Linked DNA regions of Homo sapiens: region 1 is linked to region 2. Evidence: chromatin loops called from intact Hi-C (ENCODE). Cell type or tissue: CD4-positive, alpha-beta T cell. All regions are shown on one strand. Each heading gives the region's core, and the rest is flanking DNA. Links, peaks and the distances in the headings are about the cores only.

Region 1 (15,411 bases), core at 4,625-12,624, 190 kb after region 2:
CTCAGCTACTCTGGAGGCTGAGGCAGAAGAATCGCTTGAGCCCGGGAGGCAGAGGTTGCAGTGAGCTGAGATTGTGCCATTGCACTCCAGCCTGGGCGACAAGAGCGAGACTCCATCTTGGAAAAAAAAAAAAAAAAGATTATGGGCTGGGCGTGGTGGCTCACGCCTATAATCTCAGCACTTTGGGAGGCTGAGGAGGGCAGATTGCTTGAGCCCAGGAGTTTGTGACCAACCTGTGCAACATGGCGAGACCCCATCTCTACAAAAAATATAAAAATTAGCTGGGTGTGGTGACGCGTGCCTGTGGTCCCAGCTACATGGGAGGCTGAAGCAGGAAGATTGCTTGAGCCTGGGAGGCCACAGTGAACTGTGATCACACCCCTGCACTCCAGCCTGGGGGACAGAGCAAGACCTTGTCTCAAAAAAATAAATAAATAAATAAAAGAGAGAGAGAGAGAGAGGTTATGTGAAAAAAGAGCTCCATGGCTAAAATGGGTTGGGAAGCTGTAGTTTAAGTAAAGTGCAGCGGGGTTCTTTGCGGCTGGGCTTGCTTGCCTACGTCTAGGACAGAGTGACCCCGGCTCACAGCCAGCACAGAGAGGATCCCCATCCTGCCACTTCAAGGAACTGATGGTGTTGGAAATGGATTCTTCTTAGAACCTCCTGATAAGAACCCAGCCTGGCTGACACTTTGACTTTGACCTTATAAAACCTGGATCAGAGAAACTAGCCAAGCCAACCTGGACTTCCGACCTGTGAACTAATTAATACATTTGTGTTGTTTTAAGCTGCTGAAGTTGTGGCCAATTTGTTACAGTAGCAACAGGAAATTACTATACTCACATATCATGACTTTTCTCCAATCCCATGTCCTAGACAAAGCTGTCTGATCGCTGGCCCTCCCCTCAGGGCCTGTCACTCTCTGCCTTAGTGCCAAGGTGAGGCCTGAGGGTCAAAATTCAGAGGTCCTTTTGAAGTTCTCTGTCCTCAGGGGTCTTTGAAACCTGGAGCCAGAGGAAGACAGGCAGAGAATAATTGCTTGGCCAAACGAAGTTTATTTTGAATTCCAACATAGAGATTCAAAATCTAGAAGCCAGCCAGGCATGGTGGCTCACACCTGTAATCCCAGCAGTTTGGAAGGCCAAGGCAGGAGAATCACTTGAGACCAAAAGTACAACGTCAGCCTGGGCAACACAGCGAGACCCCATCTCTACTAAAAATATAAATAAAAAAATTAGCTGGCTGTGGTGTCAGTGCCTGTAGTCCCAGCTACTCAGGAGGCTGAGACAGGAATACTGCTTGAGCCCAGGAGATCGACGCTGCAATGAGCCATGTTTGAATCACTGCACTCCAGCCTGGATGACACGGCAAGACCCTGTTTCTTTTTTTTTTCTTTTTTTTTTTTTTGAGACAGAGTCTCGCTCTGTTGCCCAGGCTGGAGTGCAGTGGCACGATCTTGGCTCACTGCAGCCTCCACCTCTGGGGTTCAGGTGATTCTTGTGCCTCAGCCTCCTGAGTAGCTGGGATTACAGGCTCATGCCACCACACCTGGCGAATTTTTGTATTTTCTGTATTTTTAGTAGAGACACGGTTTCACCTTGTTGGTCAGACTGGTCTTGAACTGCTGACCTTAAGTGATCTGCCCGCCTCAGCCTCCCAAAGTGCTGGGATTACAGGTGTGAGCCACTGCACCCGGTTTTTTTTTTTTTCAAGACGGAGTTTCATTCTGTCCCTTAGGCTGGAATGCAGTGGCATGATCTCAGCTCACTGCAACCTCTACCTCCTGGGTTCAGGCGATTCTTTTTTTTTTTTTTTTTTTTTTGAGACGGAGTCTGGCTCTGTCGCCCAGGCTGGAGTGCAGTGGCGCAATCTCGGCTCACTGCAAGCTCTGCCTCCCGGGTTCACGCCATTCTCCTGCCTCAGCCTCCCGAGTAGCTGGGACTACAGGCGCCCGCCACCACGCCCGGCTAATTTTTTGTATTTTTTAGTACAGACAGGGTTTCACCATGTTAGCTAGGATGGTCTCGATCTCCTGACCTCGTGATCCGCCCGCCTCGGCCTCCCAAAGTGCTGGGATTACAGGCGTGAGCCACCTCGCCCGGCCTGAGACTCCATCTCAACAACAACAACAACAACAAAAGATATGTACATGTCAATGTATGTACATTATGCTTCAAAAGTAAATTAGAAAAAAATAATTATTTAGAAAGAAATAATTGGGTATCGTGAACAATCATTTGCTGTTTAGAGGAAAGGTGTTCCAGCTTTACAGATAAAGCACAATTTCTCCCCAGCATCCAAGTGACACACACTTCAACAGGCAGGGTTGGCCTTGGGGTTCAATGGCAATTGACAGATACTGCTCTATTGCAGCTGTGCGCCATCCCTGGTGGATCCTGATCATATAGGAAGTTCATCAATGTGTCACCAACTGAGAAAGGATGGGAAAGACTGGGATTTGATGCAGGTCTGACCGAAGCAAGATGGCTGGAGCCGAGGACCTTTTGAGCCTGTAATCGCAGCCACTCCAGAGGCTCAGGCAGGAGTCTGGAAGCTCGAAGCCACAAGGAGCTATGTATGTATGTATGTATGTATGTATGTATGTATGTATGTATGTATGTATATATGTGTTTGTTTATTTATTTATTTATTTTGAGGTGGAGTCTCACTCTGTCGCCCAGGCTGGAGTGCAGTCGTGTGATCTCAGCTCACTGCAACCTCCCCCTTCCAGGTTCAAGCCATTCTCCTGCCTCAGCTTCCCCAGTAGCTGGGATTACAGGTGTGCAGCACCCTACCCAGCTAATTTTTTGTATTTTTAGTAGAGACGGGTTTTACCATGTTGGCCAGGCTGGTCTTGAACTCCTGACCTCAAATGATCCACCCGCCTCAGCCTCCCAAAGTGCTGGGATTAGGGGCGTGAGCCATCACACCCAGCCCTCAGTGAGCTATGATCCCACCACTGCTCTCCAGCCTGGGCAACAGAGCAAGATCTTGTCTCAAAAACTAAATAAACAGGCCAGACATGGTGGCTCATGCCTGTAATCCAGCACTTTGGGAGGCTGAGGCGGGCAGATCACCTGAGGTCGGGAGTTCGAGACCAGCCTGAACAACATGGAGAAACCTCGTCTCTACTAAAAATACAAAATTAGCCGGGCGTGGTGGCGCAGGCCTGTAATCCCAGCTACTCAGGAGGCTGAGGCAGGAGAATCACTTGAACCCGAGAGGCGGAGGTTGCAGTGAGCCGAGATGGTGCCACTGCACTCCAGCCTGGGCAACAAAGGCAAAATTCCATCTCAATAAATAAATAAATAAATAAAATAAAGTAAAAAAAATGAAACTGTCCCCACTTAAAATTTTTAAAAGAGCATAGATAGCAGTAAAATGTAGTAAAATAATTAGTAGTGATGTTTTGAGCATCTACTATCTTTTTATGTAATTGATGTAACTCTAAGTTTACATAATTTATTTTTAAATAATGGTCCCATGGAACAATTGGTTTGCCAACGTCCTGAAACTTGAACAGCCTTGGGAGCCTGTCCGAGCTGGCGCCAGAACCTCACTGTTTAGACCAAATCTGAGAAAAACAAAGGCCAGAGCCACCCTGAGCAGGGGGTTTGGGCAGGAGCCAAGTCATTGAGATGTCAAGGGGGAAGAATGGGATTTTCCTAAGTAATGCTCTTCACTGAGACAGCACAGCTCCTGGGAGTGTCATGAACAAAACAGGCTCTTAGCAAGTGCTGGCCCACGGGACAGGCGCTAGCCCTTCCCTCGGTTCCATGCCCGCTGGTTCTTTATGTATGATCTCAATATCTTGTATCTTTATGCCCTGATTCACAGCTTCCGTCGTTTTTCGTGTCTTTCTTGTTAGTTTCTATTTGGTTTCCATGTCCTCTGCATGGACTTCGGTGTCTAAATGTTAGTGTGAAATTTTAAGGTCCCAGATGTCCCATTCTGTCTGTGAGTGGTTCTCAACCTTGGCTGCACCTTGAGATCACCTGGGAGGCTCTTAAAAATCCTGAAGCCTGGGCCAGGCACAGTGGCTCACGCCTGTAATCCCAGCACTTTGGGAGGCCGAGGTGGGCAGATCACTTGAGGTCAGCAGTTCGACACCAGCCTGGCCAACATGGAGAAACCCCATCACTACTAAAAATACAAAAATTAGCCGGGCATGGTGGTGGGTGCCTGTAATCCCAGCTACTCGGGAGGCTGAGGCAGGAGAATTGCTTGAAGCTGGGAGGCAGAGATTGCACTGAGCTGAGACTACGCTACTGGACTCCAGCCTGGTCAACAAGAGCGAAACTCCGTCTCAAAAAAAAAAAAATCCTAAGGCCTGGGCCCCATCCCTACCCCTAGATTCAGAATTAATTGCTTTTAGGTGCAGCCATCACAGGGCTGTTGATAAGCTCCCCAGGTGAATCTAATGTGGAGCTCGGCTTGAGGTGTGATTCACATTCGTTAATGAATCCAAACATTCATCCATCATCAAACGCTGAGTGGGCTTCACTCACTCATGAAACACTGACGAGGTTCCTCCCATGTGCCAAGTCCGTGATACGACCCAGGCATTGGAGAAATGGAGTGAAGAACACTGTCCCAGCCCTTGATGAGCTCACAGTGAAAGTGTAATGGGGAAGGCAAACAGGCCACCAAATAGAAGTCTTTTTTTCTTTTTTTTTGAGATGGAGTCTTGCTCTGTCGCCCAGGCTGGAGTGCAGTGGTGCTATCTTGGCTCACTGCAACCTCCACCTCCCGGATTCAAGTGATTCTCCTGCCTCAGTCTCCCCAGTAGCTGGGATTACAGGTGTGCGCCACCAAACCCGGCTAATTTTTGTATTTTTAGTAGAGACAGGGTTTCACCATGTTGGCCAGGCTAGTCTCGAACTCCTGACTTCAAGTTATCCGCCCACCTCGGCCTCCCAAAGTGTTGAGATTACAGGCGTGAGTCACCGTGCCCAGCCAATAACAGTCTTGGTGGTTCCCTTTCCCACATCCATTGCAAAAAGTACCCCCATGTTTCTCCACCCGTGTGTGCATCCCTTTGTCCTGCGTGAGCAGGAGAGCTGAACCTCACAGTAGCTTGGCTGCCACCCAAACCCTGCCTTGGGGCCGTTTGTTTCTTTTAGACATGGTCTGAAAAATAAAAATAAGGTCCAAAATCCTCAGCAAAGTCCATTCAGATCCCCACGGCAACTGAAGTCCTTTCTCTGACAAATACAGATTATGGACCAAGCGAAGGAAGGGGAGAGAATGGGATGATGAGAACAGGTGCCGTGTGACCAATTCGGGTCTAAACTTCACAGTCGGAGGCTAAGGGGCAGGCTGTGAGAGACGGGCAGCAAAAGAGGAAGAAAGAATTGGACCATCAGTGGCCACACTGGCTCCCGCCCATTATCCCAACATTTTGGGACACGAACAAGCGGGAGAATCGCTTGAAGTCAAGAGTTTGGGACCAGTCTGGGCAACATAGTGAGATCCTGTCTCTAGAAAATATTTTAAAATTAGCCAGGTGCTGTGGTGCACACCTGTGGTCCTAGCTACTCCGGAGGCTGAGGCGGGAGGATCAGTTGAGCCCAGGAGGTCAAGATTCGAGTGATCCATGATCACGACACTGCACTCCAGCCTGGGTGACAGAGTGAGAACCTGTCTCTAAAAAAATAATAATAATTTGACTATAAAGGGCTATTTTGTGTGAAAGCCTGGCTTGATAGATGCCATTAGTATGACTTTTTTTTTTAAATTCAGGCAAAACTTACATAACATAAAATTAGCCCTCTTGGGCCAGGCACGGTGGCTCACACCTGTAATCCCAGCACTTTGGGAGGCTAAGGTAGGAGGATTGATGATTGAGCCCAGGAGCTCGAGGCTGCAGTGAGCTGAGATTGCACCTCTGCACTCCAGCCTGAGTGACAGAGTAAGACTCTGTCTCTGTATAAAAAACATTAACCATCTTTTTCTCTTTTTTGGGGGGGTGAGGGGGACGGAGTCTCACCCTATTGCCAGGCCGGAGTGCAGTGGCATGATCTTGGCTCACCATAACCTCCAACTCCCTGGTTCAAGCCATTCTCCTGCCTCAGCCTCCTGAGTAGCCGGAATTACAGGCACGCGCCACCACACCCGGCTAATTTTTGTATTTTAGTAGAGACGGGGTTTCACCATGTTGGCCAGGCTCTTCTTGATCTCCTGACCTCGTGATCTGCCCACCTCAGCCTCTCAAAGTGCTGGGATTACAGGTGTGAGCCACTGCACCCAGCCTCTCCTTTTTATAGCTGAATAAGCTTCTGTTTTGTGTCTATACTGCATTTTATCTTTTTATTCATTGATGGACATTTGGGTTGTTTCCGCCTTTTGGTTATTACATATATATTACATGTATTTGTTTCTTTTTTTTTTCTGAGACATAGTCTCACTCTGTCGCCCAGGCCTGAGTGCAGTGGCTCAATCTCGGCTCACTGGAACCTCTGCCTCTCTGGTTCAAGTGATTCTCCTGCCTCAGCCTCCTGACTAGCTGGGACAACAGGCACACACCACCATGCCCAGCTAATTTTTGTAATTTAGTAGAGACAGGGTTTCACCATGTTGCCCAGGCTGGTCTTGAACTCTTGGCCTCATGTGATCCACCCGCCTTGGCTTCCCAAAGTCCTGGGATTACAGGTGTGAGCCACTGTGCCCAGCTGTTTCTATTGTTTTTAATTCCTTTTTTTTTCTTTTGAGATGGAATCTCACTGTGTCACCCAGGCTGGAGCGCAGTGGTGCGATCTCGGCTCACTGCCACCTCCATCTCCAGAGTTCAAGCAATTCTCCTGCCTCAGCCTCCCAAATAGCTAAAACTACAGGCACACGCCACCACGCCCAGCTAATTTTTGTGTTTGTAGTAGAGATGGCGTTTAGTCATGTTGGCCAGGCTGGTCTCGAACTTCTGGCCTCGCTGGTCTCGAACTTCTGGCCTCAGCAATCCTACCGCCTTGGCCTCCCAAAGTGCTGAGATTGCAGGTGTGAGCCACCATGCCTGGCCTATTGTTTTCAATTCTTTTGGACAGATTCCTAGGAAGTATGAGTACTTATACGGCAAGTCTAAGCACGGGAAACACACACACATTCACGCAGGCACTTGCACACATAGGTAACACACACACCTGAGATTCCCACAGACGGGGGTTTAGGAAACTGTCACTGCTCCTACACCATTGTGAACACACAGCAGGCTCAGAGGCTGGAGTGAAACAAGCCCTTCGAGCTCCCAACACACAGGCTTTTTGTAGTAAAAGCAGAAGTTTCCCCCAGAATGGTCAAATAAATGACAGTACATTCCGAAGACAGAATACAAAGCAGCCATTAAGAGTATTTCCCAAGACAAATGACCTTGGGCCATGAGAAAAGGCAGAACGCAGAAGTGTACTGTGCGGCACCATCACTATTTTGTTAAAAAATCCATATGCATAGATGAAGAACTGGCAGGGAATGCATGATAGAACTGTGGGTTTTATTTTCCTTCCTTGTAATTTTGTGTTTTACCAGTTTTCCACATTGAAAATGTTGGGAGGATTCAATAAGTTAATGTGTCTGAAAGATTTAGAACAGGGCTTGCCACATGGGACATGCTATACAGACGTTGGCTCTCACTATAATGATTTCTGTTTATCATTGGAAAAATTTTAAAGACAAATGATCTTCTTTCTTTCTGTCCTTCCTCTGCCTCTGAGAGGACAAAGAGAGTTTGACAGGAGCTGGTTCCACAAATTGTAGGGTCACACTTTCTGTCCCTGGTGCCTGCTCTGGATGGGGTGAGAACTGCCCCCCCGCCCCCCCAACCGCCCACCACCACACAAGATCCTCACCCAATCTTTTTATTTTTATTTTTAAAAATTTATTTATTTTAAACATGGAGTCTTGCTCTGTCGCCCAGGCTGGAGTCCAGTGGCATGATCTTGGCTCACTGCAACCTCTGCCTCCTGGGTTCAAGCGATTCTCCTGCCTCAGCCTCCCAAGTAGCTGAGATTATAGACATGGGCCACCACACCCAGCTAATTTTTGTATTTTTAGTAGAGACAGAGTTTTGCCATGTTGGCCAGGCTGGTCTCAAACTCCTAACCTCAGGTGATCTGCCCATCTCGGCCTCCAAGAGTGCTGGGATTACAGGCGTGAGCCACCGCGCCCACCATTTTTTTTTTTTTTTTTTTTTTTTTTTGAGATGGAGTCTCGCTCTGTCGCCCAGGCTGGAGTGCATTGGCGCGATCTCGGCTCACTGCAAGCTCCATCTCCCGGGTTCACACCATTCTCCTGCCTCAGCCTCCCGAGTAGCTGGGACTACAGGCGCCTGCCACCACGCCCGGCTAATTTTTTGTATTTGTAGTAGAGATGGGGTTTCACCGTGTTGGCCAGGATGGTCTCTATCTCCTCACCTCGTGATCCGCCCGCCTCAGCCTGCCAAAGTGCTGGGATTACAGGAGTGAGCCACCGCACCTGGCCCCCAGCTTTTATTTTGATTTTTGAGACAGGGTCTTGCGCTATCACCCAAGCTGGAGTGCAGTGGCACAACCCTGGCTCCTTGCAGCCTCGACCTCCCGCCTCTGCCTCCTGAGTAGCTGGGACTACAGGTACATGCCACCAAGTCCAGCTATTTTTTTTTTTTTTTGGTAGAGATGGGGTCTCATTATGTTGCCCAGGCTGGTCTCAAACTCCTGGGTTTAAGTAATCCTCCTGCTTCAGGCTCCCAAAGTGCTGGGATTACAGGCGTGAGCCACCATGCCCAGCTTATCCCCACCCAATCTAAACAATCTGTAAAGAGGGCTCTGAAGTGTTCCCAGAGAATTGCTGCTGCAACAGGTATAGCCGGATCCAGAGTGAGCCCTGAGGATGGCATTAGTCCCAGGGAGGTATTGTGTTTCCAGGTATCCAAGGGCTCAGCTCGGTGAAAAGCATCCAAGTGCAGGTTTCTTCCCTCAACACCCGGGACTCCGGGGGGAGGAAGATCAGTAGGGACAGAAGCGGGTGAACATCTGCCCCCGCCTCCCATCCCGCCTTTCAGGTGTTGGGAAGGCACCTGGACCCCAGGTGTCCCAGACACTGTGCCTGCGCGGCTTCGCCACGAGGGGGCGCTCCCGGCACCGCGAGGAGCTCCTTCGTGGGCCTGAAAAAGAAGGAAAATGATGTTCTCATAGCGAGGGCAGGGAGGCATCCCTGACACCGGGTAGTGCCAACAGGGCTGAAGACAAGGATGAGGAGCGCGCTTGGAACAATTTTCCTGTGCCTGGGCTCGCAATAGGCCTTGGGGGAGCTGGGGAGGCCTGGCGCCTTCTGCAGACAACATTTGCTCTCCCTGCTGGAGCCCCGGCTTGGGCTGCTGAGGGCGCGGGAAGGCAGGACGCAGAGACCTGGGGTGTCCCTGCCAGCTCCCCGGCCCGGCTTTCCGGGGGCTCCCTGAAGGCAGCCAGCGAGGGGCGGGCAGGCTGCGCTTGTAGGGTTCACAGGAAAGCGTGGGGCCCGGGGTACCCGCTGGGAATGGAGGCCTGTGGGCTGGGGCTCCGGGGGCTTCCTGCGGGAGACCAAAGAGTGTGACGGGAGGGCTCGGGCCTGAGTGTGAGTGTGCACCAGCCCGTGTGACTGCGTGTGCGGCCGGGAACGCGGTGTGTTCTGAGCAGCCACGGAAGGCCTTGATCGTGCGGGGGAAATGTTTCTGCCCTGGGCTTTCTGAGGCAAAACAATCTCATCCCTGCTCTCAGACACTAGGGCCCACGCCCAGAGCTTGTGAGCACACATGCACGCACACACACAGACACGCAGGGAGACAGACACACGCAGAGAGCCATGTGTATACTTGCACACACAGACACGTGCACACACACAGATGCACAGACATATACATGTGCACTGGCAGACAGAAGCACAGACACATGTGCACACGTGCATAGACACACATACATGGATGCATGTGTGCACACATACACATAAACACACACGCAGACACAGACATGCATAGGCACACATGTACACACATACCCACACACACAAAGCACACAGATGCACACACAGGTACACACACATGCACACAGGTGCATGTAGACACACACACTCAAATACACATAGATGAGAGCATACAGACGCATGCACACGTGTGCACACATGCCTCTCTACTGGTTAGAGATAATGTGACAAGATACTCCAGGATTCACAAAAAAATGCAGATGGTGGCACGAGCCAGACTCCCAGGCGCCTGCTTACCTGCAGTCACCTCCACCAAGTGGTGACTGAGGCAGCCAGCCAGTGATCTACCGGCTGACAGGAAGGGCCCTCAGGCTAACTGCTCCTGAGTGGGGCCAGCTGTGCTTTTCAGGAGGCTGGGCAAAGGCAGGGAGGCCAGTCCCTGAGAGGCCTGGGCTGGGCCAGGCTGAGTGTGCTGGAGATTCTGGCACAGCCGAGGGCAATCCAGGCGGCCACGGGGGAGGTGGTGGAGAGGGAGGCTGCCCCGCTCCTCCTGCTGGCCTGCAGAGCTATGGCCCTGGCCTGGCTCTGCTCTGTGACCTCTCGACCTTGGAAAGAGAGCTGCGAGTTGTCTGTTTCCACCCTGGGTGCTGTGGGTGGCCCGGCTTGGAGGACAGTCTCCTCTGCGTCCATCCAGAGCTCCCACTCACCTGCTTCCCTGGGAGTTTCCCAGCCGCGTCCCCTCTGCTCTCCAGCCCCTGAGAGTCCCTAGCACTGCCCCTCTCCCAGGCTCTGTCTGTGTGTTCACACACACCACCTACCCCAGAGTCCTCCTTCTCCTCTCTCAGTCTCCCCAGCCTCTGAACATGGCTGTCATCTATCCCAGTGGTTTGTACTTTTTTCCCTCACAAAATTTGCCCTATCTTCTCTCTTTCTCCCTATCTCACGTGGGGAAGGCCTTCTGGAAGGAATCGCACCATTCCTCTCCTAGTCCATCGGGAGAGGGTGAACGTGGATTTGACAGATCACGATTTCCCCTGCACATCCTGCGGGAAGGAAGCCCCAGCATGCTCTGCAGGAACGAAGCCCCTGCAGGTTCTGACTCCAGGATGGAGCTGGGATCCTAGGGCAGGGAGAGAGTGGAGGAAGCGAAGGCAGAGAGAGAGAAAAAGAACTAGGGGGTTGTTGGTAGAAAGGAAAGGTGGCCAGAGAGGAGGGCCTCCTAGTCGGATGTGGATTCGAGGGGCATGACAGATGAGTGCTGGGGAAGTGAAGTAACACCTGGGCAGGCCCAGGGCAAAACCCCCTCCCTATCTCCACACCACTCTGTCCCAGATGCTGCAAAGGTAACCAGGGCATCAAATGCAAGCCTGACTCCAGCCTGCGGACACAAATCCTTGCTCCACTGTCCTCCTAGGAGACTCAGGAACCCTGGGGGCTCCCCCAGTCCTCGACCATTGTCTGGAGTTCCCTAGGTTCCCTGTGTCCTGAGGCAGGAGAAGAAGATATAGACGGTGGCCCGACACCATTCGCAGGAACCTGAGTGAGCAGAAAGGGCAGAATGGTGGACAGAGTCCAACCCACATGGCTAGGACCACCCAGCCCCTGGGGCTGCCCACTCCAGGCAGCCAGCTGCTGGGTGAGAAGGTGCCCCAGGCACCTAAGGAGAGGCCCACTGGCCACCGAGAGGGAGGCTCAGACTTGCCCCACAGGCCTCCCTGAGTCCCCGTGGCTGAGTTTCCCTTTGGCTCGCAGGAGGAAGCCTCAGCGCCCTGACCCATGCTTGCTCGGACTGTCTTCCCTGTGACGCTGGCCCCTGAGCAGGCCCCGCGCTCAGTCCCGCGGCCAAGTCCACACCACAAGTCAGAGCAGAGTCGATTTGAACACAGGCCTCTCTGGGCTCCAAAGCCCAATCTCTGCCCCGCTATATGATACCGACCATGACGGAAGTGGTGGTGGCTGTGCGGTGACTACCTTGTGCCCGACTGTGCCAGGTGCCCCCCTGTATCACTCCCCTGGCCAGTGAGCCTGGCGCTATTGCATCGCTGTGTATGGATGAGAAAACATAGTCACATTTCCAGATGGAGGACTGGAAAACAAGTATTTTAGGTGGAGAGAAGAGGAGGGAGGAGGAACCGTGAAGGCATTCACTCAGCGACACCCACAGGGTGCAATGGGCTAGGGACTGTGCTAGGCGTGGGGTCTACAGGACAGAAGCCACAGGGGTCCCCAAGCCGAGGAGCTTCTGACACTAAAGGGCATGGTGTGGCTGATGCAAGACAGGCTGGCGGCAGGGGACAGGAGCTGCCAGTGGGGAGGACTCACCTGGCACATTGAGGACTTGGACCTGTGCTGTGAGCCCCCCGAGGAGCCACCAGAGCAGGGGAGGGACGGCCAGCAGAGGGACAGCTTCCTCCCCACGCCCCTCCACCTCGGCAGCGTGGAGACAGCACGTTCCTTCTCTAATGGGAAGAACAAAACTGGTATTTACAATAAACGTTCAATAAAGCCCTGAGCGTCCCCATTCTGACTCTGGAAAAAAGCACAATCTATCCCGGGGGTGGGGACTGTGATATAAGGACTAGAATTAAGGCTCTGTGTCTGTGCTGCCTTTAGGACGGGTCTGCGGTCCTCTGACAACCCCATGGAAGGAGCGAGTGGGAGGTGAGATCCTTCCATGTAGAGGGCCCCACTCTGCCCAGTCCTCATCCTGGCCCCTCTGTGATCCAAGAGACAGTCGTCCAGAGCCAAGTGCCAGCCACAGCCAGGCAGGAGCCCTGATGTCAGGGAGTGCCAGGCTTCCCAAGGGGAGGACAGGCTTCCAGTCGTCAGCCCCAGGAGCCCTGTCCCTGCACCTGCCGGGGCTCACCCCAGCTGGCCTTGTCTTGCAGGTAACCTCTGCCCTCCCAACCAACCTGCTGCAGTGCTAAGCACCCTTCTCATGGTTTGTCATCTCTGCAGGAGCATCTGGAAAGGGCTCTTGCCCTTGCGGGATGGGAGAATTAGCCTTGGGAGAGCCTCACCATCACGGTGGCCATGGATTATCCCCAATCCCTGTGGTTTTTTTTGTTTTTTTGTTTTTTGTTTTTTTGCGTGAGACACTGGAGTGCAGTGGCACAATCTTGGCTCACTGCAACCTCCACCTCCCAGGTTCAAGCGATTCTCCTGCCTCAGCTTCCCGAGTAGCTGGGATTACAGGCACACATGACCATGCCCGGCTAATTTTGTATTTTGAGTAGAGACGGGGTTTCACCATGTTGGTCAGACCAGTCTTGAACTCCTGGCCTCAGGTGGTCCACCCGCCTCAGCCTCCCAAAGTGCTGGGATTACAGGCATGAGCCATTGCGCCCGGCCCCTGATGTTCTTTTTCTGCAGAAAACACCACCTTCTGCCCCCAGGCAGCCTACCTTTCCTCCTGGACGTGGCTCTAGTGTGTCTCGTAAGCAAGTTAAGGGGGAGAGGTCCTGAGCCCAGAGTCAGAGGCCTGGGTTGGAGCCCTGGCTTCCCCCAAACCCAGCAAACACACGCAAGCCACTTGGCTCCATTTTACAGCTGAGGAAACAGAAGTCTGAGATGAATAACTGCTTCCCTGTGGCACTGGTGATGCTCAAACAAGAACTTCTGCAAAGCGGTTTATACGGTGTTTAAAGGCCACACCACGTTTGGGAGTATTAGTACTCACAAGGGAAATGAAGTCATTCCTGGGGGTTACCTGTCTATTAATTTGCCAATTTGCTGAGATTTTCAATGTCAGTTTTACCTGTGTGCAGATGCTACACAGAAAGGACTCAGCCAGGTGAGGTCCCACCTACTAGGGAGGATTGCTTAAGCCCAGGAGTCCAAGCTAGACCCTCTCTCTAAAAAAAAAAAAAAGAAGAAGAAGAAAGGAAAGAATAGAGAGGCTTTCTCAAAGCCAGATCAAGCCAGAGTTTGCAGGGGCTTGTTTTTTACAATTAAAAAAAAAAAGCGTCAGTGCAGTGGCCCTGTTGTCTCAATGTCAGACCCACCTGGAGCCTTTCAAAAATCCCGGCCCCCGGCTGCACCCCATGCACCCCAGCTGTGAGATCAGGATCTGTGAAGAGGGGTCCCGGAGCCGGTATTGTTGAAGCTCCCAGAGAATCCCAGGGTGCAGTGAGGGCTGAGAAACCCCTGCACTGGGGACTCCCTAACGCGATAATTTTCTTTCTTTTCTTTCCTTTTTTTTTTGAGATGGAGTTTTGCTCTGTCACCCAGGCTGGAGTGCAATGGCACGATCTCGGCTCACTGCAACCTCTGCCTCCTGGGTTCAAGCGATTCTCCTGCCTCAGCTTCCTGAGTAGCTGGGATTACAGGCGCCCGCCACCACGCCTGGCTGATTTCTGTATTTTTAGTAGAGACGGGGTTTCACCATGTTGGTCAGGCTGATCTTGAACTCCTGATCTCGTGATCCACCCGCCTCGGGCTCCTAAAGTGCTAGGATTACAGGCATGAGCCACCGCACCCGGCCAAGCGGATGATTTTCAACTCTGGCTGGCATTCACATTCTCCTCGCAGGGGAATATTACAAAACACTGATGTTAGAAACTCACCCCAGAGAGCTGGATTTACTTGTTTTGGGGCAAAAGCTACCAGGTGGTTCACATGCAGGTAGACAGAGGACCTTCGCTCTGCAGTCCCCAGCCGAGAGTGGTCGCCCTGTGATCCATGGAGCTTTGGGATGTAAAACTTGCTTCACCTGGAGGAGCCAAGGGGGAGCTAACATTGCCTCTTGGCCAATCGGCTCCTGGTTCTGCCTCCACAGCTGCTGCTAAGTTTCTTTCCAAACCATTTCCTCCACCATCCTCTCTGCCAACGCACTGGACCTCGCACACCTGGTGTGTGACAGGGTGCAGCCTTCCAGCTCAGCGGAAAACTCTCCACTGGCAAAGTGGAAGGGCCGGGGCTGGAGGGTGCATTTCCTGAATGGGGACCTGCAAAAGAAACCTGGGGTTGTTCCTTTGTCCACCACAGTCGAGAGGTCAGCCTGGAATTGGGGGACACATAAAGATTGAGCCCAGAATGCCTCACCGCCTATGCATATATACCATGATGGGGCATGATTGTTCAGGGTAGACACCTTCTCCCCGGAGAGACAGTGAGGAATGCGGGTTTGTCCTCCTGGAGAGGTCCTGCTGGGTGGCTGGACATAGCGTGGTTACTGTCTCCAGGTGGACGGAGCTCTCCCACGAAGGGGACACACATCCAGTGGCCTCCAGGTCCAGGGAGGACCGAGGCTTGCAGCAAGGCCACAGGGCCTGTATTTCACTTCCTGACCATCCAGACGACAGCATCCCAGGATGGTCCTCGTGAACTGTTGGATTTGCTCTCCCTGAATGAATGGTTAAATGCCAGGCACGGTGGAGCCCCCGTAATTCCTGGATGAAGGTTACAGGACTGCCTTTGGGACCTCCTGCTGGGGCCGTGCTGGCCGGAGCCTGCACCAGAGGCTCAGAATGGAGGCGGATGGGTTCTGAA
Region 2 (15,411 bases), core at 3,019-11,018:
CACCGGGAAAAATCTTCCTGGCTCGAGGTCCTGGGTTCATCACTTTCTTCAAACAAACACTCAATCAAACACTTAGAGACTTCCGGTCTGGGTAAGATGGCCTAAACCCGACCCTCCCTGTTCCTGTCTGCTAAGCCCTGGAAAGAATGTAAGAGGCAACCCTAAGAGGGCCCTGAGGTGGAAGGAGCAGGAGAGCTGGTAAAGGACCCCAAGGCTGGGTCAGGAATATTTATCAACAGGGCATTATGACACCCCTCACCCCCACCCAATACAGGACCCGCCCAGGCGTGCATTTCCCAACTCCCGACCTAGCAACAGAAGGCAGCCAAGTAGGCTCCTTTCTCTCCTAGATTAAAGGCAAGTCGCCCCAACACACTAGGCAAGGCTGGGCCCGATTGCTCACAGCTGTAATCCCAGCGCTTCAAGACAGGAGGATCTCTTGAGACCAGGGATTTGATACCAGCCTGGGTAACCCAGCAGACCCTGTCTCTACAAAGAAAACTTAAAAATTAGCCGGGCATAGTGGCAGCTGCGTACAGTCCCAGCTACTCAGGAGGCTGAGGTGGGAGGATCACTTGAGCCCAGGAGATCAAGGCTGCAGTGAGTTATGATCGCACCACTGTACTCCAGCGTGGGCAACAGAGTAAGACCTGTAAAAAAAAAAAAAAAAAAAGCTGGGCACAGTGGCTCACACCTGTGATCCCAGCACTTTGGGAGGCTGAGGCGGGTGGATCACCCGAAGTCAGGAGTTTGAGACCAGCCTGGCCAACATGGTGAAACCCCGCCTCTACTAAAAATACAAAAATTAGCCGGGCGTGGTGGTGGGTGCCTGTGGTCCCAGCTACTCAGGAGGCTGAGGCAGGAGAATCGCTTGAACCTGGGAGGCAGAGGTTGCAATGAGCCAAGGTTGCGCCATTGCACTCCAGGCTGGGCGACAAACTCAAAAAAAAAAAAAAAAAAATGAACAACAAAAAACCCACCAAGCAAGCCAGGCAGAACCACCAAAGGGGTTGGCCCAGCACCCTCCTGCTAATTATTGGCCAGGGTTAACCCTTTCCTCCTCACTGGACCTGAAATTCCACTCCCCCACCCAAAATCATGGCACAGCAGAGAGAGGGGGAGACGTTGATGGCAGGGAGAAAGCCCACCACAAGCAGAAGGCCTGTCTGTCCCTGTGAGCGGGAGACTCCCTTCTCCCACCTGGAGGCAATGAATGTCCAGCCTGGGAAAGCTCCTTCTGCCTCCTTAAGCAGCACCACACAAGCCGAGCTGACCTCTATAGCACGGCAGAGGCTCTGCAAATCAGATTTTCATTGGAACCACAGCCCCCAAAAGTAGCCCAAGACCTGGGTGCTAAACCTAAGCAGGGCCGCTGCTACCAAAGTAAAAAATGCAAACAGGACCTGAAGTCTCCTCACCTAATAGCCACAATGTCCAGGATATGGTGAAATTCACTCATCCCACCAAGAACTACGAAAATCACAATGTGAGTGGGAAGACCGTCAACTGAACCCTGAGATGAATCAGACGTTGGAGTTACGTGCCCAGGATTTTACTCTTTTTTTTTTTTTTTTGGAGACAGTCTTACTCTGTCACACAGGCTGGAGTGCAGTGGTGCGATCTCAGCTCACTGCAACCTCTGCTTCCTGAGTTCAAGCGATTCTCCTGCCTCAGCCTCCTGAGTAGCTGGGATTACAGGCATGTGCCATCATACCCGGCTAATTTTTGTATTTTTAATAAAGACAGGCTTTCACTATGTTAGCCAGGCTGGCCTCGAACTGCTGACCTCAAGTGATCCACCCTCCTCGGCCTCCCAAAGTGCTGGAATTACAGGCATGAGCCACTGCGCCCAGCCATGTGACCAGGATTTTAAAGCAACCATCAAAAAAAACACATAAAAATAAAAAATTCAACAAGCAATTGCAAATTCTCTTGAAACAAATGAAAATATAGAAATTCTCAGCAAAGAAATAGTGGGTATTTAGAAAGAACCAAATGGAAATTACAGAACTGAAAAATGTCATTGCAGAAATTTTAAAAACTCCCTGATGGGCTCAGTTGTAGAGTGGAAATGACAGACGACAGAATCAGTGAATCTGGGGACAGATCAATCCAAAGTACCCAGTCTGAACCACAGGGAGAAAATAGACGGATAAGAAATAAACAGAACGTCCACATCCAATGGGACCATAACAAACAAATCTGACACTCACATCATAGGGGCTAAGGAGGAGAAGAGAGTGAGGCTGAAGGAGTATTTGAAGAAATAATGGCTGAAAACTTTCCAAATCTGGTAAAAGACATAAGCTTACAGATTCAGGAAACTGAACTTCAAACAGAAGAAGCCAAAGAAATCTACACTGAGATATCATCATTAAACTTCTGAAAACTAAAGACAAAAAATCTCCTCAGAACAGCCAGAGAAACAACACATTACCTATAGGGACACCAGTTCAAATTATCTCATCTGAAACTACGGAGGCCAGAAGTGATGTGGATGACTTGAGGTCAGGAGTTTGAGACCAGCCTGGCCAACATGGTGAAACCCCGACTCTACTAAAGTTACAAAAAATAGCCGGGTGTGGTGGCACATGCCTGTAGTCCCAACTACTTGGGAGGCTGAAGCACGAGAATTGCTTGAGCCTAGGGATTGTGGGGCCAAGACTGCTGATGGGGGGTGGGGTTGAGCTGTGATGGTGCCACTGCACTTCAGCCTGGGTGACAGAGTGAGACTCTGTTTCAAAAAAAAAAAAAAAAAATCAGTAACAGAAAGACTACAGGAAAATCTCTAAACACTTGGAAATTGAACAGTACACCTCTAAATATCCACGTCAATGAGGAAGTCTCAAAGAAAATTAAGAAATCTATAAAACTGAATGAGAATTAAAGGACAGCATACCAAAATATGTGGGATGCATCTGAGGCAATGCTGAGAAAGAAATTTTCTTATTTTTATTTTTTATTATTTTTTTGAGACAGAGTCTTGCTCTGTTGCCCAGGCTGGAGTGTAGTGGTGTGATCACAGCCCACTGCAGCCTCGACTCCTCAGGCTCAAGCAATCCTCCCACCTCAGCCTCCTGATGAACTGGGACTACAGGAACATGCCCCCCACACCTAGCTTGCTTTTTTTCTTTTTTTGCTAGAAACAGGGTTTTGAGGTTGCTCAGTCTTGAACTCCTGGCCTCAAGTGATCTTCCCGCTTCAGCCTCCTAAAGTACTGGGATTACCTGTGTGAACCACTGTGCCCAGCCGAGAGGGATACTTATAGCACTAAATACTTACATTAAGAATAAAGATATCTCTAGTTTCAGCTACTTGAGAGGCTGAGGCAGTAGGATCGCTTGAGACCAGTCATTTGAGGTTGCCGTATGCTGTGCTGGCACCTGTAAGTAGCCACCATACTCCAGCCGGAGCAATGTGGTGAGGCCCTGACTCTAAAAATAATAAATAAATAAATATAAATTAAAAGAGAGCAGTCTCGTCTGGGCGTGGTGGCTCACGCCTGTAATTCCAGCACTTTGGAAGGCTGAGGCGGGTGGATCACGTGAGGTCAGGAGTTTGAGACCAGCCTGACCAACATGGTGAAACCCCATCTCTACTAAAAATACAAAAATTAGCTGGGTGTGGTGGCGGGCGCCTGTAATCCCAGCTACTTGGGAGGCTGAGGCAGGAGAATCACTTGAACCCGGGAGGTGGAGGTTGCAGTGAGCCAGGATTGCGCCGCTGCACTCCAGCCTGGGTGACAGAGTCAGGTCCATCTCAAAAAAGAAAAAAAAAATTAGGCAGGCGTGGTGGTGCATGCCTGTAATCCCAGCTACTTGGGGGGCTGAGGCAGAAGAATCGCTTGAACCTGGGAGGCAGAGGTTGCAGTGAGCCGAGATCCGTACCATTGCACTCCAGCCTGCGGGATAAGAGCGAAACTCTGTCTCAAAAAAAAAAAAAAAGAGAGAGACAGAAGTCTCAAATTAACCATTTATTGAGGTGGGTTCTGTGCTTGGTGCTGAGATGATAATTGTGAAGGCCCAGTCTCTTCCAAAGGGGCTTACAGCTTGAATGGGCACAGAAACAAGGAAAGGAGGAATTCACACACAGTGTGGTCAGGGGTGTAATTCACACACAGTGTGGTCAGGGGTGTAATTCATACACAGTGTGGTCAGGGGTGTAATTCACACACAGTGTGGTCAGGGGTGTAATTCACACACAGTGTGGTCAGGGGTGTAATTCACACACAGTGTGGTCAGGGGTGTTGGTTGAGGGTAGCCTAGGGCTAGGGTGTTGGCTTAGCCAGGTCAATACAGGCAGATGGCATCAAATCCAGGCTTGGGGAGCAAAGAAGTCTTCTCAGAGGAGAAGCTGCACCCTGATAGGTGAGGTGGGCCCCCCAAAATGGGGAGAGGGCTGTCTGGGCTCAGAAAGCTGGGACACGCAAAGGCGCTGAGGGGAAGAGGACATGGCCCATCAGGGCACTGTCAGTGTGGCCAGACAGAGCAGGCAAGGCGGGGGAGACCCTGGGAGACAGAGCCAGACCCAGAACGAGGGGCCCCTTCCCAGACTCTGAAGGAGTTTGGGCTTGATCCTAAGACAATTCAGAGCCAATGAAGAGTTTCAAGATGACAAGGTCTCATCTGTGTTTTGGGAAGACCCTTCCAACTGTTGGAGGAGGGCTGCTCCTAGATGCAGGGGGGCCAGGAGGGAGGGACCCAGTGGGCCATTTGGGAGAGGTGGACGCTGGACAGGGCAGGGGCGGCAGGCAGAGAAGAGGAGTCCACAGCTCCTGGGCGAAGATCGCCAGGATTTGAAGATGAGATCTGGAAACGACGGCCCGGGGACATCCAAGCTGAGCCTGGGCCAGTGGGTAAATAAGCGGTCATTCACTGAGTAGGGAACATGAAGGAACAGATGGAGATGCTTTGTGTTGCCTTTGGTGGGGACAGAGCAAAAATACAATGATGGCATTTCCATCTGGGAGATGGCGCATCAGGGGCCAGGAGGCACGTCTTAGCCGGGACATGGAGGTGACCTAATTGACATGTGGCTGTGGCTGCAATCGGGGATTTGGGAGAAACGCCACTGAGATGAATCAGAGGAGAAGGGCCAGAGACCAGGTCCTGGACGTGGGGATGTCCACATTTAAGGGGAAAACAGAAAAAGAAGGGTTGGGGAGAAGTCAAAGAGCCGGGAAGAAATCCAGGCGAGAACTGCACTCGTAACCAAGGGACAGAAGGTTTAGAGAGTGACATGCCAGGGAGAGCTGCAGCTCGCTGGGTTGGCAGAAGGGGCAGATGGTGAGTAGGGGGAGGTCATGGAGGAGGGATGAGGTGGAGGGGCAGGGAGTTCACGAGAGAGAGGAGGTGGACCTGGGAGAGGAGACAACTCCTTGGTTTTAGAGCAAAGAACCTTGAGTTAACATATTTACGCCAGGAGAGAGAATGTCTAGGCTTGAAGGGGGAGGTGAGGGCTGATGGCACAAGGCTTCCAGCAGAGGATGGACAGCTCGGCCTGGAATAGAGAGTGAGACACAGTTTCCACGGAGGTGGAGAAGGGGACACAGTCCCTCGTCTGTGATTAGATGCCAACGGAATCCAGGCACAAGGGAAAGAGGGGCAGCACCTGCCCTCTGGAGGCTTCCAGTCTAGCGGAAGCTGATGGGTGGGAGGCAGGTGCAGAAAGATGGGGATCAGGCCTGGGAAGCAGTGCAGGAGCCAGGAACACCCAGCCCTCTTCCTGTCCCTGGGGTGCCCAGCACCAGGGAGCATGAGTGGTGACCAGAGGTGCAGGTGGGTCCCCCCTGGTTAGTGGGAGAGTGGGGGAGGGCAGATGGAGTGGGGAGTCTTGAGTGACAAGCCAGCGCCCCTGGCACCCATCTCTGAGCATGGCAGACATGGTCCTGCCTCCACGGTGCTCCAGGTCCAGCTCAGCATCTTCCTTGGAGGGGCACCCCAGAGGGGCCCCCAGCCACATCCTGTAAAATATGGGCTTCTGATGACTCTCTGACCTGGCTCTTCCTCCATAGCTCTCAGCCCCCTTGGAAATCAATTTTAAAATGTGCACTTAAAGGTTTGGTTCACTACAAAGGGCAGGTGAACAAGACAGACACAAATGATCCTTGGGAGCCCACGTCAAGGGGTAGGAGGCAGACAAGTGAACAGACTGTGATGATCCAGCCCGCAGAGGGCCGGTAGGCCCACATATAGCAGGAGCGCCCACCCTCACATGGAGGGGGAGGGAGGGCTTCCTGGAGGAGGCGACATCTAATGCTACCCAAAGGGTAAGTAGCAGCTCATGAGTTAGGCAGGTGAAAAAATCTTCAGGCAGAGAGAACCACAGGTGACACAAGCCAGCATGCCTGGGTTCCAATCCCAGGCCCTCCCCACCCCGACCCCCGGCGGTGGGACTTCTCTGTGTCTCAGTTTCCCGCTCTTTAAGAGGGAGCCAGAACAGCACCAACTCCATAGGTCTGAGAGGACCACACACTTGGAAGACGGCCCTGCGCCTAGTGTGGCCGCCACTCTGAGAGCGCCCGTCACCATCGCCCGGAGGAGGAGGGAGGTCGCTGTCGCCAAGAGCCCGAGGACCAGAGCCGGCGGTCAGACCCTTCTCCACGCCCTCCAGGCTCTCGGCCTCGGTCCTCAGAGGGCAACGGCAGTGGGCCCTTCCTCCCAGAACTGCTAAAACATCGCCCTGCGGAAAGGGCCCCTCGCAGCCCAAGACGCCGGGGAAGCGCTGGAGGCGCCGAAGACTCGGTCGGGGGTCTCGGGCGCAGCCCCAGGACCTGCGGAACCCGGCCCGGTGCGCAGACGCGCACACTCCAGCAGGTGGCGCTGCCTCCCCTGGAACGAGTCGGCTCCCGCAGGCGGCGCCCGGGGCGGGAGGGAGGCAAAGGGAGGGACCGGAGAGCAGGGCGCCTCCCTCTGCCCCGCCGGCCCAGGCGTCCGATGCGGCCCCTGCGAGCCCCCTCCCCGGGAGTTCTCATTGCCTCCCCCTGCCCCCGCTCCCGGCCGCTCCGATGCCTGTGGCAACCGGGATCCCGCGCCCGCCTCACCTGGGTGCGGGGGTGCAGGGTGACCTTTCACGCCGGGCCAACGCCAGTACCCCCTTCTCAGCACACCTGGGTCCCCGAGCGGGCCAGGTGGTTCCGTGGGGGCGGCCGCCACCGGCACACCTGGGCTGGATCCCCGCACACCTGGGTCCGCCCGTGTCGGGCTCGGGTACAAGTCCTGGCCGTGACACCTGGACCCCTCCACAGCCCTGCGGCTCCTCACTTCCCCCCTGCAGGGGTGGTTAGAGGAGCCACTCTAATAAGATCTAATAAGATCCCTGCAGGGCTGGTTAGAGGAGCCACTCTAACGCACCTGGAAGGTAACCGGCCATTCACAGGAATAGGACACCTGTCCCCTTCGTGCTAAAGGACGTTGGGGACAAGCAGGCCCCATCCAAAACATGGGGAAAGTGACCACTGTCATCCCAGGGAAGAGGTAAGAGGGAGCACAGGACTTGGTAGGGGCAGCTGTCACGGGGATGAGATGGAGAAGAGTCATGGGACCACCTATAGCCCTGTGTCCCCAGAGCCACATGCCACAAACACACATACAAACATATACACATGTGCATAGGGACACACATTCACATGCTCATATGCACACATTCATACACACATATATGAACACACATGCATAGACATACATGCAAACACACGCTCATATGCACACATTCATATACACATATAAACACACATGCACATACACGCACATACACACACGCTCAATGCACACATTCATATGCACATATAAACACATGCACACATACATGCACACACATACATATACAATGCTCATATGCACACATATACACATATAAACACATACACACACGCTCATATGCACACATTCATATACACATAAACACATGCACAGACACACGCACATACACGCTCAATGCACACATTCATATGCACATATAAACACACATGCACACACATACATATACAATGCTCATATGCACACATACACATATAAACACACATGCACACACATACACCTGCTTATATGCACACGTTCATATACATGTATATAGACATGCACAGACATGCTCATGCACACATATACACATATGTACACATACACACGTGGACACATACGCACTTGCATAGACATACACATGCTCATATGCACACATACACGTAAACACGCACACACACATACGCATGCTCATATGCACACATTCATACACACATGTACACATACATGCACATACACATGGGCATACAGACACAGACACATGCTCATATGCACACATCCATACACACATATGTACACATACATGCACATACACGTGGACACATACATGCACACATATACACATACACATGTGTGCACACAATGTGTACACAGATATACACATATATATTTACACATGCTCATACACATACTGACATACATACTCATATAAACATATGCACACACACACACACACCAGGCCAAAGGCTGGTCTCGGCCACAGGGAAGCCCACAGCTGCTCCCTGGGGCTCTGTGGAGGAGAGCGAGGGGTCTAGGTCTGGGCGGGCTGTGCGTGCCGCCGTGTCCTGCCAAAATGACTTGAAACCCTTCTCTCTTCCGGGCACTGTGCTGTCTCTCAGTCACGTCACCTCCTCACCATGCACCCGACCTTTGCAGAGATGAACTGTGACACCTGTCCCGCGCCTACACGGACTCTCAGAGTCTGGCTGGGCCCTCCACATTTCCTTCCCAAAGCTCTAACCACATCCCCTCTCCTTTCCCCAACTCCCTCTGCTCCCTCTCTTTTTCTCTCCACCCTCCTGTCTTCTACAATGTTGATCACCTCTGCCCTCCCCTCCCCGTCCCCTCTATCACCCTGCTCTGATTCTTATCACTCTGCTCCACGCTCCTGGCTGAGCCCCCCAGCCCAGCCCACCCTCCATGCCTCACTGCTCCAATCATGTCAAAACCCCAGTAGGCCACAGGGTTTCAAAGTGGATTCTTTTTTTTGTTTGTTTGTTTCATACTAACCTCACTATGGGGATTTTTCAAAAGTAATTTATTTTTAGTTATGATTATTATTATTTTTTGTAGAGACAAGGTCTCACTGTGTTGCCCAGGCTGGTCTCGAACTCCTGGCCTCAAGCAATCCGACCACCTCAGCCTCCCAAAGTGCTGGGATCACAGGGTTGAACCACCGCATCCGGCCTTCAAAGTGGATTCTTAAGGAACCAGTTTTATAGAATACTACACACAGGCGGCCCTGAGGTTTGGAACCAAGGCTGTAAATGCATCTGGGGACCTCCTTCCATTAAGAAATGCTTTGAATGCTGGAGGAACGTTTATTATGTAGTGGGGTGACTGCCCTGAGCCCACATGGGGTTCAGCCCCTGGTGTGATGAGTGTGCAGGGAGAGACTGTGGAAGCCCAGCCATGTGTTGCCATGGATTGTTTTGGGGTGAGGGGATATTGGTGACAGGCTGGCAGGGAGCTCGGCGCTCACCCTGTGCCAATGTGTCCTCCCGGGTTTACTTGGTGCCTCCAATAGGGAAGAGGTAGCTCTAACAATGGAGAGGACCAGCTCTCACCTCAAAACCAGGGACCAACCTCAGAATCCCGAGAGTCATGATGTGCCTTCATTTTTTTTTGGAGACAGAGTCTCACTCTGTCGCCCAGGCTGAGTGCAGTGGTGCAATCACAGCTCACTGCAGCCTCAACCTCCTGAGCTCAGGAGATTCTCCCACCTCTGCCTCCCAAGTAGCTGGGATTACAGGCACATGCCAACACACCTAGCCACTTTTTAAAAAATTTTTGTAGCAACAGGATCTTACTGTATTGCCCAGGCTGGTCTCAGAACTCCTAGGCTTAAGCGGTCCTCCTGCCTCGGGCTTCCAAAGTGCTGGGATTACAGGTGTGAGTCACCACATCTGGCCCATAATGTGCTTCTGATGACCTATAAGACCCTCTGGCCTGAAAGCACAACCTGAATCTTATCAGACCTAGTTTAGCTCTAACTTCAACTTCATAGGCCACAACAAGCAACAGCGTATGTATACCACAGCCAGAGGAAGCAGCCAGGCTGACCCTGAATGGATGCCTTGCAAGTCCACAGCCCGCCAACCCAGTCTCTTCCACAGTCAGACATGAAAACACAGGATGGCCGGATGCGGTGGCTCACATCTGTAATCTCAGCACTTTGGGAGGCTGAGGCGGGCAGATCACCTGAGGTCAGGAGTTCGAGACCAGCCTGGCCAACATGGCAAAACCTCGTCTCTACTAAAAATACAAAAATTAGCCGCACGTGGTGCCAGGCACCTGTAATCCCAGCCACTCAGGAGGCTGAGGCAGGAGAATCGTTTGAACCTGGGAGGTGGAGGCTGCAGTGAGCTGAGGTTGTGCCACTGCACTCCAGCCTGGGCAACAGAATGAGACTCCGTCTCAAAAAAAAATTAAAAGAAAAAAAAAACAAAGGAGGCAGCAGGTTAAAGGTGACTAAGAGATGAAACCACCAAATGCAACGCATGCACCTTATCAGGATCCTGGGTTTTGTTTGTTTATTTTTATTTTTTAAGACAGAGTCTTGCTCTGTCGCCCAGGCTGGAGTGCAGTGGCATGATCTCAGCTCACTTCAACCTCCTCTTCCCAGGTTCAAGTGATTCTCCTGTCTCAGCCTCCCAAGTAGCTGGGATTACAGGCATGCTCCACCAGGCCCGGCTAATTTTTTTTTGTGCTTTTAGTAGAGGTGGGATTTCACTACATTGGTGAGACTGGTCTCGAACTCCTGACCTCAGATAATCCGCCCACTTCAGCCTCCCAAAGTGCCGGGATTACAGGCATAAGCCACCGCGCCCAGCCTGGGATCCTGTTTTGAACAAACCCAGCTGGAAAAGCCATTTGGGAGACAACCAAACAAACATGGACTGGGCAGGCCATGATATTAGAAAATCAGGGTTAATTTTGTTAGCTGTGATCATGGTATTGTGGTTCAGTAAAAGAAAATGTCATTTTTAAAAGAAAATGTCTAAAAAAGATTTAGGGGGAAATGTCACAGAGACAGTAACTGACTTTAGATTAGTTTAGAAAAGAAAACCAGATGAAGCAAATATGGCAAAATGTTAGCGATTGTTAAATATAGAGGCTGGATCCGGAGGCGTTCATAAGGCTGCTGTCTGCACTCTCCGGAGGTTGAGATTTTCCATAATAAAGAGTTGTTTTCAACGTTTAATAAAGTGTGCACACAGGGGAGGACGCAGGCGTGAAAGGACAATGTTTAGAACACATTTACAGTCACACAACAATAAGGAGCGATTTATGGGTCTTCCGGAAGAAGTGACTGGGTTTGAAATTCCACGTGGGTGCCTGGGGGAGTGTGCACTTGTCAGAGGACAAAAGCCCTCGACGCTCTTGCGTTCACTCAGTAGCCATGGTTCACGCGCCCCACGGCAAGTGCTGCGAGGGGGAGAGACACAGGGAAATGGCCCTGAAATGGCACAGGGAGGTGCCCAGGCTCCGAGCAGCCCGGAGGACTCTGGAACCGTGGGGAAGCTGCCGGTATGGAGCCCAGTGAGCTCCTGGAACAGCACTACCGCTCCCCAAGACCTCCACCCACTTCATCGCTTATGGCACCTGCTGCGGGGTTAGGTGCCTGTCCACCTGCCAGGCAACCTAGTTCAAGCTGTTCCTCCAATCACATGACCCTGCAGACCAGCCCTGTGCCCTACCAGGCGGCGCCAGCCACCCCAGCTCACTTCTGGTGCCCTCAGGAGGATTTTGTCCAGTTGTTTGAGGCTGGCAGAGGTTTGTTGGGACACAGGGGGGTGTACAACAGGCCCCCCTGAGCCATTTCTGTTGAAGAGGTGTTTACTTGCCCTCCCAATTAGTTCCCAAGAGACTGGAAGTGTTGGAGTCTTGTTAGGAAAAGTGTGGATAAACTGTAAACGCCTGAGAAAGGTCTTTGGGCTGAAGGCTTTCTGGTGATGGTGGCCAAAGGGTCCTCCCAGGCTGGCACCCCACAGCGTGCAGAGCAGTCTAGTCCACAAAAGGAGCCACACTCGCTCATGTGTCCCCACATCAACCATCCCCAAAACCGGACTCAAGGGCAGAAGTGTCGTGGCAGCGTCTCTAAGCAGCGCGGGCTAATGCAGAGGCCGCTGCATTTACCTGGGGTGCCGCGCACAGCCCAGACGTGCTGGGGAGTGAGCGATTCTGGGGTTGGCCCTTTAGAAGTGCTGGAGGTGTCATGTGAAATCCTAACTCGGGGGCAGCCTCCCCAGGAAGCAGGCCGGGTCTAGGGGGCTAGACTCTTTGATTTTTAACTATCCAATGCAATTCTGCAATAGATATTGGAGAGTGAATTTTAAACTGCTGTGTTCATTAGCTTGCCTCTCAATTATCAGCAGAGCTTTTGGCAGGACGGAAGTTGATTTATGTTTGTTTGCATGGAGGGGCCCCTAAAATCCCACCCCGCTTCAGCCTTGGACAGTCCTGTGCCTTTTCTAACAGATGGAGTGGAACAAGCTGAGTCACCCCACGCCGGGCCCGCTTGGGAACGCCGGGGTGGGGGTACTGCTCGGCTGACCCTCGGGTTTGGGTTTGCTGAGCAGGGTGGACAGGCCAACAAAGGGGGTCTACCAAGGTGCTGGGTCAGGGAGAAGCAACGTCCAGGGGGGCTCGCTGGAGGGGAACCTGGTGCCTCTAATGGGCTCCCTCCCCCCGCCGCACCCCCTGCAGTCACCATCTTCCCACAACATGTTCAAAATAAATTCTTACTAATCCATAATGGAACTGGTTCTCTTTGGGGCCACATCAGAACTGAGAACAACCTCAAGGCGGATGCGGCTGAGAGGGACTGCCTCCTGCGGGCGCCGCCACACACACTGGGAGTCTGCCACGTCCAAGGGACTGGATATGCTTCTTCCTTCCACACCTGCGCCCCCCACCCCCAGATGGCTTCATGCCCTCAGCAGCGGCTGGAGAAGAACCCGGAGGCTCAGATAGTAAAAACTCCTAGAGGCGCAGATGACGCTCCTTAGGAAAATGCAAAACTGAGGCTCATGCTTTCGTCTAAGCTGAAGTCCCTCTTGCTTGAGCACTTAAGCCCATAAGGCCTGATATTTCCCCAGGGGGAAGCACGGATTCTTATCATGCGCACAGTTGAGGCTCCATGTTCTACTCCCTTCCTCATGGAAGAGATGATCTGACTTTTAAAATGACAGTATGCAGGCGTGGTGCAGAGGTTCACACTGGTAATCCCAGCACTTTGGGAGGCCAAGGCAGGAGGGTTGCTTGAGCCCAGGAGTTCAAGACCAGCCTGGGCAACACGGTGAAACCCCATCTCTACAAAAATACAAAAATTAGCCAGGCATGGTGGTGCACACCTGTAATTCCAGCTGAGGGAGGCTGGAATTGGGAGGCTGAGGCAGGAGAACCACTTGAATTCAGGAGGCGGAGGTTGCAGTGAGCTGAGATCATGCCGCTGCACTCCAGCCTGGGCGACAGAGCTAGACTCCAGCTCAAAAAAAAAAAAAAACCGAAACTCCCATGGGCTCTGTTGCATGCCTGCCCCCCGGGGAGGCTGGTGAGCCCGGCCTGGGAGTAGAGCCTCTGCTGCCCAGTGCTCTCCAATCTCCTTGTTTTGTGCCAGAGCCACTAACTCTAGGATTCTAAAATTGAATGCATGCATGAATTCATGGATCCTGTCCTAGTACAGACAAACTCAATCCTTAGGGTATGTCGGATCCCCCAGTGCACACACACTGCTTCTCTCCAGAACTCTTAAATACGTGTGTGCTTTCAGAAAATTCCTCACCAGGCCGGGCGCGGTGGCTCACGCCTGTAATCCCAGCACTTTGGGAGGCCGAGGCGGGTGGATCACGAGGTCAGGAGATCGAGACCATCCTGGCTAACAAGGTGAAACCCCGTCTCTACTAAAAATACAAAAAATTAGCCGGGCGCGGTGGCGGGCGCCTGTAGTCCCAGCTACTCGGGAGGCTGAGGCAGGAGAATGGCGTGAACCCAGGAAGCGGAGCTTGCAGTGAGCCGAGATTGCGCCATTGCAGTCCGCAGTCCGGCCTGGGCAACAGAGCGAGACTCCGTCTCAAAAAAAAAAAAAAAAAAAAAAAAAAAAAAAAAAAAAAAGAAAATTCCTCACCATGTGTAATTTCACGTATTAAACAGAAAATCAGGAAGCGATCACAAGAGAAATCTGGCATTGGAGAAGAATTCTTACTGGGGGTTCTTTCAACAGCCTTTTCCCAGAACACATTTTAAAATATGAGTTCACGCACCGGAAAGGTGTTTATTGAACAAACTGCGGTCTGCCTGCCTCATGAGAGCAACATGGTATGCACCAGGGGGTGGAGTGGAAGTGCTCTTTTTTTTTTTTTTGAGATGGAGTCTTGCTGTATCGCCCAGGCTGGAGTGCAGTGGTGCTATTTCAGCTCACTGCAGCCTCAGCCTCCCAGGTTCAAGCAATTCTTCTGCCTCCGCTTCTTGAGTAGCTGGGACTACAGGTGCATGCCACCATGTCCAGCTAATTTTTGTATTTTTAGTAGAGACGGGGTTTCACCATATTGGCCAGGCTGGTCTTGAACTCCTGACCTCGTGATCCACCTGCCTTGACCTCCCAAAGGTTTGGGATTACAGGCATGAGCCACCATGCCCGGCCTGAAGTGTTTTGTTTTTTTTTTTTTGAGATGGAGTCTCGCTCTGTCGCCCAGGCTGGAGTGCAGTGGCGCTATCTCGGCTCACTGCAAACTCCGCCTCCCGGGTTCAGGACATTCTCCTGCCTCAGCCTCCCGAGTAGCTGGGACTACAGGCACCCACCACTGCGCCTGGCTAATTTTTTCTATTTTTAGTAGAGACGGGGTTTCACCGGGTTAGCCAGGATGGTCTCGATCTCCTGACCTCATGATCCGCCCGCCTCAACCTCCCAAAGTGCTGGGATTACAGGCGTGAGCCACCGCGCCTGGCCTGAAGTGTTTTTTATATTGACAATGAAGACACCACCATAAAGCTAAGCGAGAGAAATAGGATGGATGCTGGCATTATTCAGAAGTGAACCCTTTGCCATCTGGCCCCAGAGTCCCAGTTCCTGATCTGGAAGCCTGTGTTCTCTGCCCCATCAGGGCGTGGACCTTCCATCTTAGGAGAAGCTGCTCAGATTATGCTAACGAGGGCAGGATCTGGTGGAAGAGTGTCTACACCTGCCAAGCCCTTGGAAAAAGCTTCTGCAGGGGCCTGGAATTGAATCACCTTGGCTCTTTGTACCACCAAGGAGATTAATGTCTGTCCTGTCTGAGCATTGTGATCTCAGGGTCGTCTGTGGGAGATTTCAACCTTAGGTGGATTCCAGTCTCATCTTTCATCAGAATCACGCACACCACACCTGCTGCCCCATTTCCGAAGATGGAGCCCC

What was found. Hi-C counts contacts between places; a loop is a spot of excess contacts. Peaks named below come from ENCODE experiments on the same cell type or tissue, not always from the same donor. Only the 100,000 strongest peaks of a DNase experiment are listed, where the experiment ranks them.
Region 1: it touches region 2 in a loop (15-fold over the local background); 2 of 110 quality-filtered maps call a loop at or near these places.

What each region holds. Positions count from the first base shown.
Region 1 is chr17:77,050,115-77,065,525 of GRCh38, reverse strand. No RefSeq gene overlaps it. Among named protein-coding and RNA genes, the nearest start is that of SNHG20, 31 kb to the left of the region's middle. RefSeq lists a silencer at 8,986-9,199 and an enhancer at 11,948-12,691. In CD4-positive, alpha-beta T cell, for the core only: CTCF peaks have their summits at 8,881 and 9,081 (motif pointing right); a DNase peak (open chromatin) is centred at 9,095; H3K27me3 peaks cover 293 bases.
Region 2 is chr17:77,238,603-77,254,013 of GRCh38, reverse strand. It overlaps LACAT1 (lung adenocarcinoma-associated transcript 1), which reads right to left and starts at 200. Exons shown (of 3, transcript NR_188630.1): 1 at 1-200. RefSeq lists an enhancer at 5,989-6,839 and a silencer at 6,725-6,900. In CD4-positive, alpha-beta T cell, for the core only: CTCF peaks have their summits at 6,609 and 6,811 (motif pointing right); a DNase peak (open chromatin) is centred at 6,833; H3K4me3 peaks cover 860 bases; H3K27me3 peaks cover 793 bases.